Linked DNA regions of Homo sapiens: all the other regions are linked to region 1. Evidence: chromatin contacts called from ENCODE Hi-C or POLR2A ChIA-PET data. All regions are on one chromosome and are shown on one strand. Each heading gives the region's core, a stretch centred on a gene start or an enhancer-like site at or near the end of the contact. The rest is flanking DNA. Distances are from core to core; before and after follow the strand shown.

Region 1 (2,700 bases), core at 29-2,528:
AACAGAGGGAGGCAGGAGGACAAGTGAAAATGAAGCTGGAGATGTCACCTGGGCCAGAGGTATGACCAAGAGTCTGTGTTGGCATCTAAGCTTAAAAAGGATGGCCCTGAATTTTAGTAGAATATTGACAATAAAAATAACAACCAACATTTTTTCCAGTACTTACTATGTGCCAGGCCCTGTCCTAAGTGCTCCATATAAAAAGGTAATCCTTACAACATTCCAACAAGTAGATTCCACTCCTATCAGCATGCCACTTTACAGATGAGGACACAATTCAATTCAGCTGCTCCAAGTCAGACCTAGTTAAGGACTGAAACACAATCAGACCAACTTCAGAAACCAAGCTCTCAACCACTTCGTCACTCTGCAGGAGAATGGAGAAGCAGATGGACCTCAATGATCTGCTTTGCATTTTCAGAAGCTCAATGTGGATGCCGTGCAGACAGGGAAGTGAGAATGGAAGCAAAGGACACGGCATCTTCCAGGCCAGAAATGGCAGGAGCCTGGGCCAGGGTGGTGGCAGCAGAGATGTCCAAGACACAGGAATTCTGGGCGGTGGGGAAAGAGAGCACTCTCCTAGGGACTGTTTCACATGTGCCAAACTCCTGACCATGAACAAAGTTTGCGCGTCCTAACCCACCCCATCCACCTGCCATCAGACAATGTGAATAAGCGCCCAGGAGAGTTCTCCCTCTTCTGCAGGACTGACCCAAAACACAGGGCGGTCACTGAGCCTCTGTTATTCCTAAGAGTTAGCATTGATGAAAAAGTCTGTTCTTTGTTTAGAAGGGATGTCATTATCCTCCAGGAAAGGTCACAGATGACCAAGACACCTCACGGTGGTGCCCTCAAGAACACTGACCAGATTCAAACTCAGATACAAAAAGATGCTTCTAGCTTGAATTTTAACAAGCAGAGTTTCTCTTTAATTAACTTGATCGCCTCACAGCTCATTAGAGAGAGTCAGACAGCACAGTTGTCAGGATGGCTCGTGTTTCTAGAAAACTCCCACCTATGGCTTGGTAAAACGGTATGGATCTTGGAGAGGCCATTTCCTTGGATGAGATTTAGAGTCTCAGGGGTGTGGTCAGTGTCCTCTGACTTCAAATAAAAAGAGTGTTGTGGGGTAGATAATGGAGGCTTACCACCAGCTTACACAGCCTGAGAATCAAAACCACTGACAGCTCCGTGCAGGCAATGGGGACACCTGGACGGGCGGAACCACTGAGTTTCTTGTCTCCCGTGACAGGTCTAATCAGGACTTCCCCAAAACGGGGCTTGCCTGTGCCCTCTGACCTGCATGTCTGAACACAGCATGGATAGGCCTGGCAGGATATGGAGGAGGACACAGAAGGGGAGGAGTGGGTGGGAGCAGGGCCATTTCCTTATATAAATAAGTCGCAGCCTCTCGTATTGCAACAGTTGTGAAAAAGTCCACACCCATTTCAGAGTTTTGAAAGACTTCATCTGAGATAGGTGGAGAGGGCCAAGTGCCCCTCTGAAGCTCTTTCCTGCGTGCCATCCGTTCCCTGACCCATATTCGTTTCTCCCAAATTCCTCCTCATTACCTGCTGCCTTAATTGGCCACAAAGTCTATGTATTATAAGTGGAAACTATTAATAACACCTGGTGGGTGAAAATGCTATGGCTCTTATTTACAAAAGTATTAAATTAAGTACCTCTTGTTTTGCGGGGCTCTGGGTATTTTTTTTCCATAGGATAAAAAAATAAAATAAAATAGGGCATAAGAACAAAGAGCTACAGCCCTGCCGTTGCCCCTATGGAAGGGGCCGAGAAACTTCTAATGATGAGGGAAGGGAGGGAGAGAGTGGAGCGGAGAAGCCCATGTCTCTGGGCCTTAACCCTCATAGCATTAGGGCCTTCTCCTCCCAAGGAACCATAAGCAAGAGTTAATATGTCACTCAGCAAACACTGCTCGAGAAGTATAGTCAGTCGTCTGCTATAAGGAAATCGTCCTCGAGTGGCCTGTAAGACTCTGAGTGAGTGGCTTAATCACCCAGCAGGGCCTAGCAGGCAATACAGAAAACTCCTCCGAGACAGCAAGCCTGTAAAGGCAAAGCATTATCATTTGTAACAGGATTAATAACAACATGGGCTGGAAACAAACAGACACCACTGGATTACGTTTCCAGCCTCTTCAGGGAGACCATCGAGTTCAATGAAGGGTTTTATTTCTTTGTTTTTAAACAAGACAGCATCTCCCACCATGTGACACCAAGAACCCTCTCCAGGGAAATCAGTTCTTGTGCATTTGTCCTGCCAATGACAGGCAGCCTGAGGTACAGGGATTAAAACAGTTAGTCAGGAGAAGGTCCAGGAGGAATTTTACAATTCCAATTTAATAATAAAAAAAAAGAAAGAAGACCAAGGGTCTCCTGATTAAGCCTCAGCACTTTAAAAAGGGCTTAAGGGGATCAATATTCCCATGTCACAGTGCTCCTTAAGTTATTTTTTTAACCACTTGGGGCCTTGATTAAAAATGTGGACTCTGGCCCGGCGTGGTGGCTCACGCCAGTAATCCCAACACTCTGGGAGGCTGAGGCAGGCAGATCATTTGGGGTCAGGAGTTCGAGACCAGCCTGACCAATATGGTGAAAGCCCATCTCTACTAACCCATCTCTACTAAAAATACAAAAAAATTAGCCGGGCGTGGTGGCACATGCCTATAGTCCCAGC
Region 2 (2,700 bases), core at 126-2,625, 100 kb before region 1:
ATGCAAAGTATCAGAAAAATACACACTGAAATGTTAATTGTGGTTATTGCCTGGAGTAGTAGACTTATGTGTAATTTTTTTCTTTTTTTGCTTGTCTACAGCTTCCAACTTTTTCTATATTAAACATAAAAGAAAAATAAGTTACATCCCATATGTGTATTTTTTTACTCTTTCTGATTTCAAAAAGAATTCTGAAAAAAATTCTTTAAAGAAAAAGCAACAAGTACACAAAGATTCCTTTCAAAGTGAGGGCAGTTAGAGACAAGGGCAAGAAGAAGAGCAACATAACCTCAAGAAGCCAAAGGTTAAAACTCACCAGCATGCAAGTGCCAGTGTCATATTTATTGGCTGGAGGGAGGAACACAATTGGCTCTAAGTTTACTGGCTTCCATAGAACATTCCTCCCCATCCTCTTCACCTCACCCCCACCAGCCTTAATTAAGTTTTGTTTAGGGAAAGATGAGAATATTTTTCAGCATTCCCTGAACTCACTCCCACATGAGATCACATGGTTCCTGAAATGTGTTCAGGGAGAAGGAGCTAGCTGCAAACACAACCAATAGAGCCCTAACTATACTAACCCACTGACTCCAGGGGAAAGTGTGTCTGCATACACCAGCTCAGAACCCCCAAAATGGCATTGCTTTAATTTCCTAAAGATGCCTCTCTGTGTGCAATTCACTGCTTATGAAGGCAGTGGCAAAGGACATTCAGTCCATGACAAGACCATATCTGGGAGCTTCTAGGGCCATTTCAAGGCCAAGGCACACTTTAATGGAGAGGTCCCAGAAACAGTGCTTACCATAAGCTGTCATGACTCCAGCGTATGGCCCATCCACCACATTCCTGTTTTCTTCTGCCAGTGCCTTGATGTACCTTTTGCTGAGGTCCAGGATCTGCTCGCGCAGCATGGAGCTGCTTTCAGGCTGAGTTCGCTGCTGGATGGTAAAGTGCAGAAGCATCATACCCCAAATGAAGCCAAAAGTCACCAGGAAAAAGCCCAGCTTCTGAGAGGACAACTTCCACGGAGTGAAGAGAGCCATTGCTCTCTGGCAACTTCACCTGTCCTTGGCTCTTAACGCGTAGAAGATAGACACAAATTCATGGTGTAGGTTGAGTGTGAGAGTCTGCTGGTCTCACTCTGGCTCCTGTGTCAGCTGGTTGCCTTTCCTCACTTCCATTCTGCTGTGAAGGAGGAGAAGAATTAGCCAAGTGGTCATGGCACAATACAGCAAAATAAACCAGAAGCCATGTTTTCACTTGAATACCTCTAAGTAAAATGTCAACTCTTAAATTTGCTGGTTCAATATCTTATGATTCAGGAACTGTAAGCTGAGGGGAAATCTGGCTAGGCAACAAGAAGCTAAGCAATTATGAAGGGGGAAGTGTGCGTCTGCGTGTGTTAACAGGTGTAGTGGGGCTGTTCCAGCCTGGACCAAATTCAAAACAGGAAGTTTGTTTTGCAAGGTGGGGAGGAGACAGAAGGATATTTGGCGGAATGTCAGCAAAAACGGGGAGGGTGGAGTCATATCACCATCAGGCCCTTTTGTGTGCCTGTAACTTAAGCTTACAAAGTCATTATTATGTGCTTCTGGCAAGGACTAGAACATGCAACTGGTGAGGTGAGCAAGAAAGTGGATGCCCCCTTGGGGGTAACTAGACAAAGAAGAGGTAGATTGCTACATCTTATTTGAGCATGGCCAGCTTTCACCATCAGTGTTTAGTGATGAGATGGCTCTCTCAGGGCCACCAGGCAACCTCTCTAGGTGCACCAGCACAGAGAAGATATGCCAGAGGTACAAGCAGGGGTATTGCTTTCCCAGCTACATGAGGAAAAGGTACACCTCACTGCTCACTTGCATGCTGTAGCACAAGAAATGTGGAACACCTGGCAGGCAGATTTTCTGTGGTTCTCACTTTCACTCCCACCATGAGGCAAAATGAGACATTAAAAGGCAGAGTAGTTTCAATATTAATGCAGCCAGATCCTATCTAATGCCAGCACAGACCAGGCCACTCTTCTCAATCAGGGCTTCCCAACAAGTAGGACCTGAGCATAGGTTGCAAATGGTTACCAGCATGCCCACCCCTTCAGCCAGAGTCCTGGGCCCAATACCAGTCAGCTTACGAATAGCGCCATTTTCTAAGTGCCACTCAAGGGAGAGGCTGAGCAATGATCCGATCCCTTATAAGAGACTAACCCAGGCTGTACTTCAGAGTGTACATACATGCTTCAGTCAAAGGATTCTTCTTTGCAAGCGGCCCAAAAGAAAATGGTAGCAGGATCTTGAAGCAATTAGCTTTCAGAGCCCTGGATCACTGTTGGTCTGCCTCTTACTGTTTTCCCATTGCCTATCAACAGAGTAAAAATAAATTATAAATTCTAGCTATATCCCAGATATTGTGACATACCATCTTTTGTGGCTTTGCTCACTGAATCCTCAGAAGTTCTATATGGTAAGAAGTATGAATATTATCGTCTCTGTTTTATTAGAAACATGAGAAAATAAAGGTAAAAGGTGATTAACTTGGCAAAGGTCAGCCAGCTATGTGGCAGAGGACTGATCATCTAGGCATGGCCCAGGGGTTATTAAACCATGCCCCACCTTCCCTACATCATCCTCACTCCCCCAACAGCCTGTTTGTATATGGCAGAGAATGATATATATATGCTTAATGGGTCATGAAAAGCAATAAAAA
Region 3 (2,700 bases), core at 185-2,684, 120 kb before region 1:
CCCCATAACACCAGCTTCACCCTAACGTGGGTCTCAAATTCTTTCTCCCTGGGCCATAGGAACATCTCTAACCCAGGGCATTCTCCTCCTAACTGAAGATTAAATGCAGTCTCTCTCACCCATTCATATGCATTTCACTCCACATGGCCCATAATTATTCTCTGGAAATACAGACCTCACACCTATTCATCCTCCTACTTTAAACCTCTCATCAACTGCCACGGCCCAGGGAACAAAATAGAAACTCCTTCATTTAACATTGAAAATGCATCACAAATCCCAATTAACTCTCTAGTCTCATTTTCTTCAATATTGCTCCAAGTATGCTGTCAAGGGTATTTTCTGATGTAAAGTAGATCTTTGGGGACCTGTCTTGTTTTCTTTAACTTATTTAATTTACTCTCTCATATCTTGATAATTATATACTTTGCTTAAAATAACAAAGAATTTCTTCTAAAACATTCTGCAATTTAAACCCATTCTCTAAGACTACTTTGTACCATTGTTATCCGGAATTAGTGGTCCTTTCACGAGAAGAAATAATTACCTTCTATAGAAGCAGAAGTAAAATGTACATTGCCAAAAGCACACTGTGGGCCAGGAAAGGAGTTCCTTAAGGGCAGGATCCTAAAATAGTCTTCTGGGAGTTTCTAAAATCTCTTTCCTTGGAGGCCTCCAAGACCAGTGGCAAAGCTAAATGAGGTGGAGATTGGCGGGCGGCGGGGGTGGGGGGGCTTGTGAACAGCCTTGCTAGGAAAAGGGAAAGGAACTTTAGGTCTCAGCTGGCAATCAGGAAACTTCAGCGTCTCAGGCGTCTTTCTGCACTAACCATAGGTGAAAATATCTGCTGGCACCAGATTCTAACAGTATCTCATAGATCGGAATTTCACAAACCTGCCACAATTGACATTTGGGGCTGGATACTTCTATTATGGGCAGTGTCTTATATATTGTAGGATGCTTTTTGCAGCATCTCTTGTCCTCATCTATTAGAAATAAATAGGCCAGTCACAGTGGCTCATGCTTGTAATCCCAGCACTTTGGGAGGCTGAGGTGGGAGGATCGTTTGAGCCTAGGAGCCCAACCAGCCTGGGCAACATAGCAAGACCCCATTCTCTACAAAAAATAAGAAAAAAGAATTTGCCGGGCATGATGGCACATTGCCTGTAGTCCCAGCTACTCAGAAGGCTGAGGCGGCAGGGGGTGGGGACATGGAAGGTCGAGGCTGCAAAGAGCTGTGATAGTGCCACTGCATTCTGGCCTGAGCAACAGAGCGAGACTGTCTCAAAAAAAAAAAAAAAAAAAAAAAAAGGAAATAGCACCTCTTCATTTGTGAAAACCAAAATGTGTCCTGACATTGACATGTGTCCCCTGGGGGCAAAATCGCCCACAGCTGTTAATCACTGCTATAAATTCACTTCCTCAAAGATCACCATCACTTCTGAACTGTCTTTCTTCTTCTAAATAAAAACAAAATATCCTTGACCACACAAAGTGAAAACCATACCAACAAAGACAAGCATTTTTCTGTAAAGATACCAAAAGAATAGCTTCTGACAAGGGTCCACATATTTATTGTTACCATTGCAAATAACAAAACAGAAAGTGACAGGTAGATAGACAGAACATATTTGCTTCTTGCTCAACTTAATAGGAAGCCACCTGCAATCTCATCTCTCTCCCGTCTCTCAGTAGCATCTGGGATCTCACTGACATACCAGTATCTGACCCTGGGAAAGTCATCTGCTGAGCCACTGCCCAGGGGTGGAGCTGGGACACTTCAGGTGCTACTTCAACACAAACTGATGACATGGGTACACATACAAGGAAAGAGCACAGGTACAACTAAATTTCAAGGTCCATTAGCAGCACAAAGAGGGGGAAATTGCACTTCCAAATGCAAGCCCTGGAACTCAGCAGGGACATTTTTCATTTTCAACTTTCAAATGGTAAGAATAATAATAATGGTTGCTGTTTTTAAGAACAGCTTCCAAATTCAAATACATTGCACTTCAACCCCAAATACTAGAAAGTGTTGCATATCGCTCCCCACTTTGGAAAAAATGCAGGGTTGCTGTAAGTTCAACTTGGATTAAATACCAGGAAACTGTCGCTTGAGTTATACCTGTACCTTTGATTTTGTGGTTCTGCTTCCCAAGTGACCTTGCAATTATTAAGTCATCACAACACCACTTGGATGCTATCATTATGGTTTTGGCTTTTAAGGAACAGTCAGCACTGGCCAGTTATTCAGCTGACCTTGAATGACAACTCTTTATTGAGAGTATAAATAAATGTGTACACATGCACATACATACACTACCCCGTAGAGAGCTACACAATGTTCTTGTCCTCTAAAGTATCACAATCTAGGATTGTAACTATCACATCTAGGATTGTAACTATCACATCCTATGAAGCCTCCACATCCCATAACCATTGATGGGAAGTTCAGTCCTGACCAACAAAAAAGGCAGTCCCACTTCTTAGGCGGTGTCTGCTAAGGTCTGAGAACTAGGGAAACGAAATACCAAGTCCGACTTCTAGGCAAATCACCACAAATGTAAATTGAGAAGAAGAACTATAAGAAGAAACTCTTCCAGGTGGTGAAACCAAATGCTGTTCCCTCCAATAGAAACCAATCCATGTGAGCAATATTTACTGAATTATCTTCAACAGGTAAGGCTACAATCAAGACAC

What was found. Hi-C counts contacts between places; a loop is a spot of excess contacts on that map. ChIA-PET counts read pairs that join two places held with the same protein, here RNA polymerase II (POLR2A). Pooled maps may share reads with other maps.
Region 2: a pooled map shows a loop between it and region 1 (5-fold over the local background). The contact joins the promoter of MGAT5 here to the enhancer-like site in region 1. A Hi-C loop is called at or near these places in 1 of 37 single-sample maps with no recorded cell type and 5 of 50 pooled maps. POLR2A ChIA-PET finds 5 or more read pairs at or near these places in 4 of 52 experiments (GM12878, activated B cell, activated CD4-positive, alpha-beta T cell and 1 more).
Region 3: a pooled map shows a loop between it and region 1 (2.5-fold over the local background). The contact joins two enhancer-like sites. A Hi-C loop is called at or near these places in 3 of 37 single-sample maps with no recorded cell type and 4 of 50 pooled maps. POLR2A ChIA-PET finds 5 or more read pairs at or near these places in 6 of 52 experiments (GM10248, T-cell, activated B cell and 3 more).

Annotation. Positions count from the first base shown.
Region 1 is chr2:134,153,034-134,155,733 of GRCh38, reverse strand. It overlaps a transcript of MGAT5 not described here. Among named protein-coding and RNA genes, the nearest start is that of MIR3679, 27 kb to the right of the region's middle. Within about 2 kb of position 1,278, at least 4 of the 41 ENCODE cell types and tissues checked have a DNase peak (open chromatin) inside an H3K27ac peak, as active enhancers do; they include GM12878, where a contact is called at or near this core.
Region 2 is chr2:134,252,747-134,255,446 of GRCh38, reverse strand. It overlaps MGAT5 (alpha-1,6-mannosylglycoprotein 6-beta-N-acetylglucosaminyltransferase), which reads right to left and starts at 1,375. Exons shown (of 16, transcript NM_002410.5): 1 at 803-1,375. The coding sequence starts at 1,043.
Region 3 is chr2:134,274,190-134,276,889 of GRCh38, reverse strand. All of the region lies in intron 2 of MGAT5 (alpha-1,6-mannosylglycoprotein 6-beta-N-acetylglucosaminyltransferase), which reads right to left. Among named protein-coding and RNA genes, the nearest start is that of MGAT5, 21 kb to the right of the region's middle. Within about 2 kb of position 1,434, at least 3 of the 41 ENCODE cell types and tissues checked have a DNase peak (open chromatin) inside an H3K27ac peak, as active enhancers do.